Linked DNA regions of Homo sapiens: region 2 is linked to region 1. A link is an interaction called in ENCODE POLR2A ChIA-PET data of the cell type or tissue named here. Cell type or tissue: Caco-2. All regions are shown on one strand. Links, peaks and the distances in the headings refer to the core of each region. The heading gives the core; the rest is flanking DNA.

Region 1 (8,274 bases), core at 2,930-5,429:
TTGCATTTCTTTGGTTGTTGTTGTTCCCAAAGTAAAGTTTGGTGCTCACATTTCAAGTAGAAATTCTGGGCTAGAATTTCTCACAAGGGCTTGAACTGTTAATGAAAAACTCTGACCTCATTTAAGTATCCCAAAATGGCCAAGGGGTGGGAGAACACATAAGATTAGATTTCAGAGAGCCAAAAGGACTTTTAAATTTTGAAATGCTCCATAAATGATTATGAAAATGTGTTTCCTTGACTCTGACTAATGAGCCTTAGTGTGGAAAATCCTACTTCTATTGGATTTCTAATGAAATCCTAAATCTATTTCATTAAAGACATAAAGACTATAATTGCAGCATCATTCTGTACACATTCCTTAATTTTTCCTAAAAACTCAATGTTATTTTGACATTAGCAACTACTAGCAAACTATGTCTAAGTATTAGGCATAATCTTTTTTCCCATTAGTTAGCTTACTCCATTTCACAGATATGTAGAAACAAAGTCTGGCTTCAATTTGCATCTGAAATGGGGTGTGTATATATTTTTACTCTTGGTCTGTATTAAAAATAAACTAGAAGAGCAAGTGGGAATGTGCCACAGGATGTGGTCACTCAACTTCATGTGACCTCGACATTTGCATTTGAAAACAACTCTAACTAGTGACTTCAAAGGTGATTTTCAAAATAATGCACAAGGAAAATCGTTCCTCTTTAACTCCAAACAGAGACACGGCCAAGAAGTCAAGTCCACTCAGATCAGTAGGCACTAGATGGGCAATTCTACTGCCACCAGAAAAGCTGAAGCCAGTAGAGTCCTCATGCCACACTTCACAAGGGATCACACCAGGGAATGCTGGAATCTGCATCATGAGAGACTTTGGAACAATTGTGTTGGTCTCTCCTTTCAAACTCAAAAACTTGACTAAGTTGAGCACTTGAAAACCCTGCCCTATTGCAGACGGAAACGGAAGAATCAAATGAGATGATTAGAAAAGTGCCTTGGAAACTGTACATCGGTGCACGGGCACATTATCTCCATTAATCCTCAAAACAGCTTTGTGAGGTCACCATTCTCTGCTTTCGGATGAAGAAACAGACATTCAGAGAGGTTAAGGAGATTGCCGACAGTTAAACAGCTGGTAAGAATTAGAGCTGGGATTCAAACCCATGTCTACTGACTGCAAAGACCATGATTGACCTATGTACTATACCATTTTCACATCTCAGGAAAGGAGAAGAAAACTTCACAGATAGAAGATGCCTTCTTGTTAAAGAGCAGCTTTTAGCTTCCTAGCAGATGATCCAGAACAAGCTGAAGTGAAACAGGAACCCAAAGATCAGCCAACTCCTTGGCCTGCTAACAGGCAGTGGTGGCCCTACCCCTGGCCAGTAGACTGGTTTTGGGACCAACTTATAACACTAATTGTGTGTGACCTGCATATTCCCAACAGAAAGAAGCCTCTGAGCTTGCTTTTGTTAAACTTCCAGGATAGGACTGAAGCCATTCTTGCTTACATTTTGTTCACCAAATAAGACTCTAGGCTCCATAAACAGGGATGCACGATATACTCCAGGCACAGGTATGTTCTAAGTGCATTAAAGCTGTGTATGGATTTGAAGGGAAAATCTCTTTCCAATTTTCTATTGAATACTTCTTGACTGTGGCCTCCAGAAAACAATAGTTGTTGACAGTCACATGCCTGGCATTCAGCAATCTGGCTTCTGTGATGGTTTCCCAGCTCTATGGTGAGCTGGGAAAATATCTAGAACATTTCTAAGCAGATATTCTGGGAGATGGCTTTTTTTAAGGTATAATTGAAAGGACTTCAAGCTTCCAGACTTGGGTGACTGGCAAAATTGTGGCACTGTGGAGTAATCTGCATCCCTTTAAATAAATAAAACACAAAATCCTACATAGATGATTAAAGAAAATGGAGAACTAGAAGGGGGTTGCCTTGCTCTTAAAACCCCACCTCTCCTTCTCAGAGATTTTTGCTGGCTTTAAGCTCAGTCTTTCAACTGCAGGAGAGAGATGTTCTGTATATGAGAGGGCAATAGTGAACTAGAATCATTTGGGGCTTCCTGGCACCTTCCAGTCACCTCCCTGTGGTGGACAAGAGAATTGTTACTAAGCCTGTGCCTAGAGATCCGCAGGGTACCCACACACACTTCCTGGTGAGCGCCATCCATGTCCTCTCTGTTCTTTGTGTGACTAGCAGGGTTGGGCACATCATCTGGGCTCAAAAATATGTTTGCCCTTACTTTTCATGACAAAAACCACAATTACTTTTGCACCAACCTAATACAATAAATTGAGTTTGTGGACCAAATAAATCCCTTTTCCTTATTTCTATGTAGCATTGCATCTTAAGTAAAAATGAAGTTTAGTATACCATGAAGGTGAACTCATGGAAAAATAAGGAACACAGGAGCAACTCTCAAAATAAAAACCCAGTTTCACAAAAAATGACAAATTTCAAATGCACGGGTTTCTGAGCCCCAAATAGCTAATGCTACTGCTTATAGCCAGAAAGCCTGTCCACACATCCACACTTTGAGTAAAGACCCTGCCCTGGGACTTAACTTCAGAATGCCTAAATCTCTCTGAATCTGAAAGTAGGACTAGATTATAAAAGCAGTGCTCTATTAGTTACACCCCTAATAAAAAAAATGGTACTTATCAACTTACAGAATTTGGCATACAGTTGAGACATTGATTGTTTCAGCAATGTGTGCTCACTATGTGCTCACTTTGTAAAGCAAAACAAAACACTAAGCCTTTGATGCTGGCATATTGGCCTTTTTCTCTTGGGTGGATTCCACTTTGCAAGTGTTTCCTGCCCCAGATTAATCTGATATCCAAAGCACGTGTTATTGGAAGAGCTTTTTGCTATTTGTGCCCAAAACATTAGACTACTGAGCACATTATTAAGCAAACTTGGATCCTTTTTAGGAGCTCTCCAGATGGGTTACTGCCTTTCAGCTGCGCCCAGCATTCTTGTCTCTGGTGGTATTAAGCTGGAGCCACAGGCATGCAGCAGACGCCATTTCCCCAATAAACCCCATGGCCGAATGAGGCAGAGCGGGCACCACTCACACTTCATATTAAGTTCAGCCTACGGATGCTGATATCTGAATAACATTCCCACCGACCGTCATCCCCCTCAAAAGCAAAATGTAGAAAGGCAGCGAACTACATTTGAGGTTGAAGCCAGCAGTACAGATCCAGTTGTTCAGACTGTCATTTGACATTGTGTTTCCTCACTGATACTAGGGAAAAAGAGAGTGAGGGGAAATGGGAGACTTTAACCACAATACCATAATGGAGGCCACAAATAAGCTACTGTATGTCAACAGAAGTCAGACACTGACAAGAGTTTTTTTTTGAAATGAAAAAACATTGACATTTTAAAAGAATATGCTAATATTGCTTGAGATTTAAGAACTGGTAGAAGTCTCAGGCTGAACAGAGGGAAATGTTTAGCAAAACCCTCATGAAATTGATTCAAGTTTTACTAGGAATTAAGTTACAGTTTTTGACTCTGAACCATTAAAACCAACTATTCAGCCAAAAATGTATTTGGGATTTAACATTTTCTTTTGGAAAAACATCTTAAAAGTGATGTACCCTAGTCACTTAAAGGCTGTGAAACTCTATTTTAACAATATGATGGGGCCCACTTTCAACCAAAGCAAAGCTAATAATAATATGGTCTAAGATCAAGACTAATAACACATGTGGTTTTGTATCTACTTATAGACACTCTGGGAGTTGTGTGGTCTTTTGTGATGGCCACTGGGACTGATTCTGAGTTGGTGAAAGTAAGCTAATCTTCCATGGCTGATGCCAGGAACCAACGCACATGCCCTATTATACTTAGGCAAACAATATCCTATGTTATAATGTGGAAATATAGAAGCATGGCAGAGCCAGAAGTCAACCCGCATAAACAAAAGGCTTGGTCACCATTTGGAGTGCCAGCGCCACATCCTGGCTCTGAACAAGATGGCCGGCCTCAGGGCCTCGGGCCAGTTCTCCCGACTGACAGCAGCCAGTGGCTCCTCCTGGTGGCTCTCCGTCAGATGACGCCTGTCCACATCAAGGCTCCCACCAGAGTGCTTCCTCTCCCGTGGTAGGGCCAGCCCTCAGAAAAGGAGGCCACAGCACTGGCCTTCCACACAGACTGGAATGCTCACTGTTCTAGGGGATGCGGATGCCTGTGAAAATCTGAAAATTCTTTGCTTCCCAGAAAAAAAGCAGGAATATGAAATTTTTTTCTGATAAACTGGATGGCAGCCAGGTGTCGTGGTTCACACCTGTTATGCTAACACTTTGGGAGGTCAAGGTGGGTGGAATGCTTGAACCCAAGAGTTTGAGATCAGCCTGGGCAGCACAGTGAGACCTCACCTCTATAAAAAATAAACAAAATAAGTGGGTATGGCGGCACAAACCTGTGGTCCTAGCTACTTGGGAGGCTGAGGCAGGAGGACAGAATTTGGTCCCAAGAGGTTGAGGCTGCAGTGAGCCGAGATCATGCCACCACACTCTAGCCTGGGTAACAGAGTGAGACCCTGTCTCCAGAAAAAAGAAAGAAAGAATGAAAAGAAACAAGAGAAAGAAAAAGAAAGAAAGAAAGAAAGAAGGAAAGAAGGAAAGAAGGAAAGAAAGAAAGAAAGAAAGAAAAAGAAAGAAAGAAAGAAAGAAAGAAAGAAAGAAAGAAAGAAAGAAAGAAAGAAAGAAAGAAAGAAAAGGATGGTGATGGAGCAGCTGAAAGATTCCCTGAAAGGCCAGGTGTGGTGGCTCATGTCTATAATCCTAGCACTTTGGGAGACCAAGGAAAGAGGAGCACGTGAGTCCAGGAGTTTGAGACAAGCCTGGGCAACACAATGAGACCCCATCTCACATTTAGGAAAAAATATATATCAAATCAAATAAAAATTCCCTGAAAACCATGTGGTGGACTTCAGGTTAAGAACTTCTGCTGTGGGCCACACTTAGTGTTGTAGGAACGGCATAGTTTGTGGGGAGGAGGAAAAGTACTACTGAAAATCTGCTCTTTTGCAAAAAGCCCTCACTCTTAGTAGCACAGGCCACGCCTGGACATCCACCATGAATGACTCCTTCCTTTGAAGTGGAGTGACCTGCCTCAGGGCCCTGCTGGACCACGGGTGGCAGGGTGGCGCAGTGCTATGCCTGGGTCCAGGTCCTGGTGCAGTGTGGACCAGGGCAAGCTACCCACAAATAGGGTTTCTCACCATATCCCACGGCAGCCAAGATTTAACCCTCTGCCCACACTGCTAATGAGAGGAATGGCAGGAAGGGCCAAAGATGTGAGATAATGAACCTGCTTAAATGGCCAACAGTTCACATCACATCACCTGTATTTTTAGTGCACCAAATTTAGATGAATAAAAGAACATACTTCCTACAAAAAAAGCTCTTTAAAATAATTATCAGTACATGTATAGTAAAAAGTGCCTAAAATGATTTTTTTTTCTAAGGAGCCTCCCCATAAAATAGTGACGTCATATACAAACTTCAGTTTCCTCATCTGTAAAATGGGAATAATAAAAGTGCCTAAGTCACTGGATTATTCTGATAATTACATTAGGTAGCCCACATAAAATGTTTATCACAGTACATGCATTCAGTATTAATTCAATACATTTTTACTGTACACCCACTACGTGGAAAGTACTGTTCTAGTATTTCTGTGATCACTATTCTCATTATTAGAAATTCCCCTGGGAAGGACAAATTGTGTTATTGTCAGCTGTCAATATATTGTATTCTAGATCATTCTAGATCTTTGTTCTAGAATGATCTATTAGGGTCCTCGGGGAGTGGGCCACAGGACAGTCGAGTTTTAGGAGAGGACGGTTCTGGTGCCAAGGGTGGTCAGCATGGAGAGGGTGGTCTAGGGTGTGGGAATGGAGGCCTGGAGGCAGGCATGTAGCGGGGGAATCTGTCCAGGAAGATGGAGTAGCAGGATGCAGAAGAGAAACTCTCTTTGTTCTGGTCATGGTCTCCAGTTGTGGGAGAGAACAAGCGATGAAGAGGCATCTGAACAGCGGCGCATTTCACCATGACCAGAGATTGTCACCAACACTCTGTGTCACTGTGGAAAGGATCTCCATGACTAAACTGAAGGCCTGGTGTGCAGGGGCTACCCTGGAGGAGAGGGGTTCCCTCCAGAAGAGCAAGGGGCATGGACAAGGGGACAAAAGGTAGAACATCCCAGCTCCAGGTCTCTTCCTTGGCTATGAACCTCAACAGGCCAGTCACACTTACTGGCCTCACTGCATTTGTGCTCCTATCTCATGCCTTTGCCCTCTGCTCTCCTGCAGGATGTTGCAGCGATAGCTCGCTGGGCTGGAGGTCCAAGAGGAGGTGTTCTTTGCCCACTAGTGAGCCAGCAGGTTCCAACTCCTCCTGGAGTGGATCACAGGCAGCCAGCAGTGGCTAGCAAGAGGTCCCAGGCAAGGAGGAAGTCAGCACAGAGATCAGGACTATTAAATGCATCAATATCCATAAAGCCCTCATGATGCTGTCTGGCCCACAGTAAGTGCACCATCACTAGTGTTTGTTAAATAAATGGCCCAGCTGCCTCTCCCTCAGGAAATTTCTTTTTCAAGGCCGACCTGGGAAACATGGACTTTCTTTAGGTTTTATTTAAAAGGGCAATGTTTCTGTATAACAGAGGTCCACCCAGGGTCTTACGGGGATGCACAGGCTGTATCTCACAGCAAGGAGGAGGATGTCACGCAATCCATTCACTGGGGCAAAGAGTGCCTGTCTCTACTATGACAACTTAGTAAGATGGCTGAGAAAATGCATTCAGATCATGGAAACAGAAACCAGTAAGGAGAGGCCTTGGGAGTCTTTACCTGGATGTTTCTGAGCCCTTACAAAGCCACGCCGTGGAGTTCAGTTTGTTGGCACCTGTGCTTAGGGGGACCACATGCTGGAGAATGCACTGAATCGCAGGTCTTTCACTGACTGACTACATACAAAATACAATTTTATTTTAATTAATTAACTAATTAATTGAGAAGGAGTTTCACTTTTGTTGCCCAGGCTGGAGTACAATGGCATGGTCTCGACTCACTGCAACCTCCGCCTCCTGGGTTCAAGTGATAATCCTGCCTCAGCCTCCCGAGTAGCTGGGATTACAGGCATGCACCACCATGCCTGGCTCATTTTTGTATTTTTAGTAGAGACGGTGTTTTACCATGTTGGCCAGGCTGGTCTTGAACTCCTGCCCTCGTGATCCGCCCGCCCGGCCTCCCAAACTGTTGAGATTACAGGGGTGAGTCACTGCGCCCGGCCTACAATTTTATTTTTACAATGCTTACCTGCTAGTATCTACAGGCATTTTGCAGGAAAAAATACAAATAATACAGGTAAAAATCAGATCAAAATACTAGAAAGAAAGAATGAGACAAGTGAAAATTAAAATGCTAGGGTGACACTGTGATATACAAATGGAATCAAACTAGTTTCAGTACTTTATTTAAAAAGCTATTAAATACTTAACTTTGTTACCGCCAAGGTTTGAGTTGTTTGAGTTGGAAGAGCTCAGGACTGTATGAAAAAGAGAACAGTGGCAATTTTTATCTTTATGCCTAACCAGCCTTCAGATCTGGGGGTGGTGGAGGAACAGGCCACCCAGTGACCCAGGTAGGCATGTCCAGGTATTTGTCCCAGACACGCTCGGTGAGTAACCATGCTTTACATGCTGTTCTGAAAACTCTGCCAGGCAGGAGGTCAGAAAGGAGAGAAGGATGGGAGAAGGAGAGCCAGTCACGACTTTTGATGGAAGTGACGGGTCATGGCCCCTGTCTTCAAGAAGCCCCTGTAGAGTTAACTGCCAAAAAAAAGAGGACTCCTCCACTTCGTGCAAATGACAGAGGACAGAGCACAAGCAAGCCCTCCCTTAAGGGGCCACAGCGACAGTTTCCTCGCTGCTCAGTTGTGGCCCTTCTCACTGTCGTCCTTTTTTTTGTTTGATCACAAAAATAGAAAAAGCTACAAAGCGTGGTGGGAAGCCCACAGGGTTTGGAGCCAGACAGACTCTGCCTTGCACCAGCTATGAGACCCTGAGTATGGTCCTTAGACTGTCTGGCTGTGTTTTGTCCTTTGTAGAATAGCAATGCTAATATCTAACTTGCCGTGCCGCTGTGACTATTAGAAATACACATGTATAATCCCAGCACTTTGGGAGGCTGAGGCGGGTGGATCACCTAAGGTCGGGAGTTTGAGACCAGCCTGACCAACATGGAGAAAC
Region 2 (6,098 bases), core at 3,152-5,651, 700 kb before region 1:
TTTGAGTCATTTAGAAAAAGCTATAGAGATTAATATTTTATTTATTTTATTTTATTTTATTTATTTATTTTTTTTTTTGAGACAGAGTCTCTCTCTGTCACCCAGGCTGGAGTGCAGTGGTGCGATCTCTGCTCACTGCAACCTGCATCTCTCTGGTTCAAGCAATTCTCACACCTCAGCCTTTCAAGTAGCTGGGATTACAGGCGCGTGCCACCACACCTAGCAAATTTTTGTATTTTTAGTAGAGACGGGATTTTGCCATATTGGCCAGGCTGGTCTCGAACCCCTGATCTCAGATGATCTGCCTGCCTTGGCCTCCCAAAGTGCTAGGATTACAGGCATGAGCGACAGCCGTGGGCCAGATATGTATATTTTAGATGTAGGTTAATTCCCATAAGAATACAAAGAGTTGCCTTTGAACATCCAACTGCTTGATCCCTAAAAGTCATTACTGTAGTTTGAGATAAATGTGGGGCATTATTAAACAATATTCCTTTTGTATCTAATTCAGTGTATATAGAACTTTGATGGCAGTAGTTTCTAGATTTCATTATTCTAAAGGAAAAAGGAGAGATTTATTCTTGTAGAAGGGTGTGAGTCAGAATTTAAAGATACTCTTGTTGGGAAGAAGTGCTAATTCCTTAGTACTTTGCTTTAATAGTATCCTCATTTCTGATGCCTAGACTCTGTCAGTCAACCAGCAGTGGACTACAGCTCACTACCACACAGGCCCTGGCAGTCCTTCCTATAGCAGTGCACCATGTACAGGTGTTGTGTGCAACAACCCAGAAATCGTTACAGTTGGAGAGGATGGTCGAATAAATCTCTTCAGAGCTGATCACAAGGAAGCTGTAAGAACCATAGGTAAGAAAAATCCCAGCCTGGCCAACATGGCGAAACCTAGTCTCTTCTAAAAATACAAAAGTTAGGCTGGGTGTGGTGGCTCACCCCGGCAATTGCAGCACTTTGGGAGGCCGAGGCAGGTGGATCACCTGAGGTCGGGAGTCCGAGACCAGCCTGACCAACATGGAGAAACACCGTCTCTACTAAAACTACAGAATTTGCTGGGCATGGTGGCACATGCCTGTAATCCCAGCTACTTGGGAGGCTGAGGCAGGAGAATCGCTTGAACCTGGGAGGCGGAGGTTGCAGTGAGCAGAGATCGCACCATTGCACTCCAGCCAGGGCAACAAAAGTGAAACTCTGTTTAAAAAAAAAAAAAGAAAAGTTAGCCAGGCGTGGTGGCGCATGCCTGTAATCCCAGCTACTCAGGAGGCTGAGGCAGGAGAATCGCTTGAACCTGAGAGGTGGAGGTTGTGGTGAGCTATGATGGCACTCTGCAGTCCCACCTGGGTGACAGAGGGAGACCCTGTTTCAAAAAAAGAAAAATCATTGTACTCCTTTCATCCATCAGAGTAATTGAGCACTTACCATATACTAAGTAAATACTGCCAGGCACGGTGGCTCATGCCTGTTACCCCAGCACTTTGGGAGGGTGATGCAGGCGGATCACAAGGTCAAGCGATCAAGATCATCCTGGCCAACGTGGTGAAAATCCGTCTCTACTGAAAATAACAAAAATAAGCTGGGTGAGGTGGTGTGCATCTGTAGTCCCAGCTACTCGGGAGGCTGAGGCAGGAGAATCACTTAAACCCGGGAGGCAGAGGTTGCAGTGAGCCAAGATTACACCACTGCACGCTAGCCTTGTGACAGAGAGAGACTTCATCTAAAAAAAAAAAGTAAACACAATGTTAAGTGATGGAGGGATGTAAAAATATATGGCCGGGTACAGTGGCTGACGCCTATAATCCCAGCACCTTAGGAGGCAAAGGCGAGCAGATCATTTGAGGCCAAGAGTTTGAGACCAGCCTGACCAATATTGCAAAACCCCATCTCTACTAAAAATACAAAAATTAGCTGGGCATGGTGGCACAGGCCTGTAATCCCAGCTGCTTGGGAGGCTGAGGCATGAGAATCGCTTGAACCTGAGAGACTGAGAGGCTGCAGTGAGCCGAGATCATGCCACCGCACTCCAGCCTGGGTGACAGAGCAAGACTCTGTCTCAAAAAAATATAAAATATATGTACACATGTGCACACACAACGCAAGGCAGGATCCCTTTGTCAAGACAGTATGTTGATGAGACCAGTATGAATGACTGACTAGAGGAAACAGAAACCTTTTTTTTTTTGGTGAGAGGGCATTATCAGATAAAACATCTGGAAGCAGGTAGTAATTAATAGTTTTTCTAGGTTCTAGACCATAAGTAATACTAAAAGATGGCGTGCTAGACAAAGGGAATAGGCCAGAGGCAGGATAAAGACATTCAGAGAATGACAAAAAGTATAGTTTGACCCGACTTTAGATATTTATTTAGGAGAGATGAAAGATGAAGCAAGAGAGAAGTAAGCTGGGGCCAGATTGCAAAGAGTCTGTAATGCAAAATCACAGAAGTTACATCTTTTAGGTGGAAAACTAAGTGTATTGGTTCTGAACTATGCTTCAGCCAGACTTCTCTGAGGAAATTTTTTAACTGTCGACCACTCTAGACCTTTTAAATCAGAATCTCTAGGAATTGAGCCCATGAATCCATTTTGTATGTGTGTGTTTTGTTTGTTTGTTTGTTTAGATGGAGTCACGCTCTGTCACCAGGCTGGAGTGCAATGGCACGACCTCAGCTCACTGCAACCTCCACCTCCTGGGTTCACGCGATTCTCCAGCCTCAGCCTCCCGAGGAGCTGGGACTACAGGCGCACGCCACCACACCCACCTAATTTTTGTATTTTTAGTAGAGACAGGCTTTCAACATGTTGGCCAGGATGGTCTTGATTTCTTGACTTTGTCATTCGCCTGCCTCGGCCTCCCAAAGTGCTGGGATTACAGGCGTGAGCCACTGTACCTGGCCTTTTGTGTTGTTTATTATGATTTTCATTTCTGAGTTAAGTTGCATTACTTTTTTTTTTTTTTTTTTTTTTTTTGAGACAGGGTCTTGCTCTGTCACCCAGGCTGGAGTGCAGTGGCATGATCCCAGCTCATTGCAACCTCTGCCTCCCAGGTTCAAGCGATCCTCCCACCTCAGCCTTCCAGGGATGTGGGACTACAGATGCACACCACCATGCCCAGCTAATTTTTGTAGAAACGAGGTTTCACCATGTTGCCCAGGCTGGTGTCAAACTCCTGGGCTCAAGTGGTCTGCCCACCTCGGCCTCCCGAAGTGCTGAGATTACAGACATGACCCACTGCACTGGGCGACATTACTTATTTGTTAATTAATGACCATTGCCTGGTGGCAGTGTAGAGGAGTGGCACAAACTAAAGTCCATAAAGTATATGTTAAATTATGAGGCATAAGTTCTAAACACTAGGAAATCAACAAAAAGGACCATTATGACAATAAGGAGTGACTTCATGGAGAGGGCGAGAGTTGATGAGGGTGAAAATGAGTAGATTTGGGATGAGTCTGCAGAATAATACAAGGTTAGAATGAGCTCTGTAGGAAGCACTGGAGTTTGGCTCAATAGAATGGAAGTTCTAGGTCAGGGACTAGTGGGAAGTAAGATTGGGTTTAGAGGAGCTTGAACAACTCTCTCAGAAATGCAGGGTAACAATCTTAAGAGTTAAAAAGAAATGTATGAAAACTCAGCCTTCCATTTAGAAAACAGTTCAAGGCTGGGCCTGGTGGGTCATGCCTGTAATTCTAGCACTTTGGGAGGCTGAGTGAGGCGGATCACCTGAGCTCAGGAGTTCGAGACCAGCCTGGCCAACATGGTGAAACTCCGTCTCTACTAAAAATACAAAAATTAGCCAGGCATGGTGGCATGTACCTGTAATCCCAGGTACTAGAGAGGCCGAGGCAAGAGAATCGCTTGAACCTGGGAGGCGGAGGTTGTAGTGAGCCCAGAGTACGCCACTGCCCTCTAGCCTGGGTGACAGAGCGAGATCCATCTCAAAAAACAAAAAGAAAAAGAAAACAGTAGGCCAGGCGTGGTGGCTCAAGCCTGTAATCCCAGCATTTTGGGAGGCCGAGGCTGGTGGATCACCTGAGGTCGGGAGTTCGAGACCAGCCTGACCAACATGGAGAAACCCAGTCTCTACTAAACATACAAAATTAGCTGGGTGTGGTGGCACATTTCTAATCCCAGCTATTTGGGAGGCTGAGGCAGGAGAATAGCTTGAATCCGAGAGGTGGAGATTGCGGTGAGCCGAGATCGCGCCATTGCAGTCCAGCCTGGGCAACGAGCAAAAAAAAAAAAAAGAAACAGAAAACAGTTCAGATGTCCTGTGAGTAAATGTTTTTCCCATCCAAAGAGAATCCATTTAAACATATACATTAACCATGCATTTTTCTATAGAAATTTAAATTATAAGTTACTGGAAATTGTAATATATCAATCCATGAAAGGAGTGTGATTTAAGATTTTCTTGGGAAAAAAAGGGGACTCATTAACACATACTACCATTTTTTAAATTTTTAGACAATGCAGATAGTAGTACACTCCATGCTGTAACCTTTCTTCGAACTCCTGAGATTCTTACTGTAAATTCAATTGGACAGTTGAAAATATGGGATTTCAGACAACAAGGAAATGAGCCTTCTCAGATATTGTCACTGTAAGTGTTGATTTGTAATTTCAGTAATGTAATCCACAAATTAATGTGTTAGGTTGTTTATAGCTACTGGCTTTAAGCCATATTGAATTTTAATTGCATTTTAAGAGGGAGATCCCTGATTAAAATTTGGTAGAGCAAGCATAACTTGACGGGGTTGGTACTACTATGCTTCATTTAGTAATTATTTGTTATAGTGATTCAGAGCCTTTACTCTTTGAAGTTTGTATTATTTCATGGAGAACTTATTTCTGCTCTTTCAATGATTGTTTAATGGATAAAATATACTCCAGATGTAATGATTGGGGGAAAAATATAATTCCAAATATTTTTTCTGAGCAGAAATCCCCCTTTGTAGGTGTACAACGTTCTCTCGTAAGAAAATAGAATGTGTCACACTGAAAAAATAGTTACATAAACTAAGCATTAAATAAGATGATAAATAATATTTAGTATATAATTGATGTATGAGTTTTTAAATAATTTAACAAGTGGAAATGTGATTTGTACATCTTACCATCGGATTGTCTTTCATTCCATGTCTCCAAATTGAAGTGAAAATGAATAATTGTGGCCTTGAATTATTTCAAAATTGTACTATTTAGAAATATATCTAATTTAGTTCATTTTTTTTGGTATCATTAAGATTCAGCCAGGCTGGGCGTGGTTGCTCATGCTTGTAATCCCAGCACTTTGGGAGGCCGAGGCAGGCAGATCACTTGAGGTCAGGAGTTCAATACCAGCCTGGCCAACACAGTGAAACCCCGTCTCTACTAAAAATACAAAAACTAGCCAGGCATGGTGGCACGTGCCTATAGACCCCGCTACTCAGGAGGCTGAGGCAGGAGAATCACTTGAACCTGGGAGCCAGAGTTTGCAGGAGAATCACTTGAACCTGGGAGGCAGAGTTTGCAGGAGAATCACTTGAACCTGGGAGGCAGAGTTTGCAGTGAGCTAAGATCGTGCCATTGCACTCCAGCCTGGGCAACAAGAACAAAACTCTGTCTCAAATAAAAAAAAGATTCAGCCAGTAGCTCCAGCCACTAAGTTGACACTTAGTTACCATATAAAACATGTTTCTTGGCTGAGCATGGTGACTCATGCCTGTAATCCCAACATTTTGGAAGGATTATCTGCGGTGAGAAGTTTGAGACCAGCTAGGGCAACACAGTGAGACCCCATCTCTACCAAAATTTCTTAAAATAGCCTGGCACGGTAGCATGTGCCTGTAGTCCTAGCTACTTGGGAGGCTGAGGCAAAAGGCTCTTTTGAGCCCAGCTTGCAGCAAGCTGTAGATAGGCCATTGCACTGTAGCCTGGGTGACAAGACAAGACCCTGTCTCTCTTTTTTTTTTTTTTCTTTGAGACAGAGTCTTACTCTGTCACCCAGGCTGGAGTGCAGTGGCATGATCTTGGCTCACTGCAACTTCTGCCTACTGGGTTCAGGCGATTCTCATGCCTCAGCCTCCCAAGTAGCTGGAACTACAGGCA

The links. ChIA-PET counts read pairs that join two places held together with the same protein. Peaks named below come from ENCODE experiments on the same cell type or tissue, not always from the same donor. Only the 100,000 strongest peaks of a DNase experiment are listed, where the experiment ranks them.
Region 2: POLR2A ChIA-PET joins it to region 1 with 5 read pairs; 3 of 35 experiments call an interaction of 5 or more read pairs at or near these places.

The regions. Positions count from the first base shown.
Region 1 is chr6:149,039,418-149,047,691 of GRCh38, reverse strand. All of the region lies in intron 7 of UST (uronyl 2-sulfotransferase), which reads right to left. Among named protein-coding and RNA genes, the nearest start is that of UST-AS2, 11 kb to the right of the region's middle. RefSeq lists an enhancer at 3,943-4,022. In Caco-2, for the core only: no CTCF peak of the experiment used is centred there; a DNase peak (open chromatin) is centred at 4,051.
Region 2 is chr6:149,737,156-149,743,253 of GRCh38, reverse strand. It overlaps NUP43 (nucleoporin 43), which reads left to right. Exons shown (of 8, transcript NM_198887.3): 4 at 684-864; 5 at 4,476-4,611. Among named protein-coding and RNA genes, the nearest start is that of NUP43, 6.3 kb to the left of the region's middle. In Caco-2, for the core only: no CTCF peak of the experiment used is centred there; no DNase peak of the experiment used is centred there.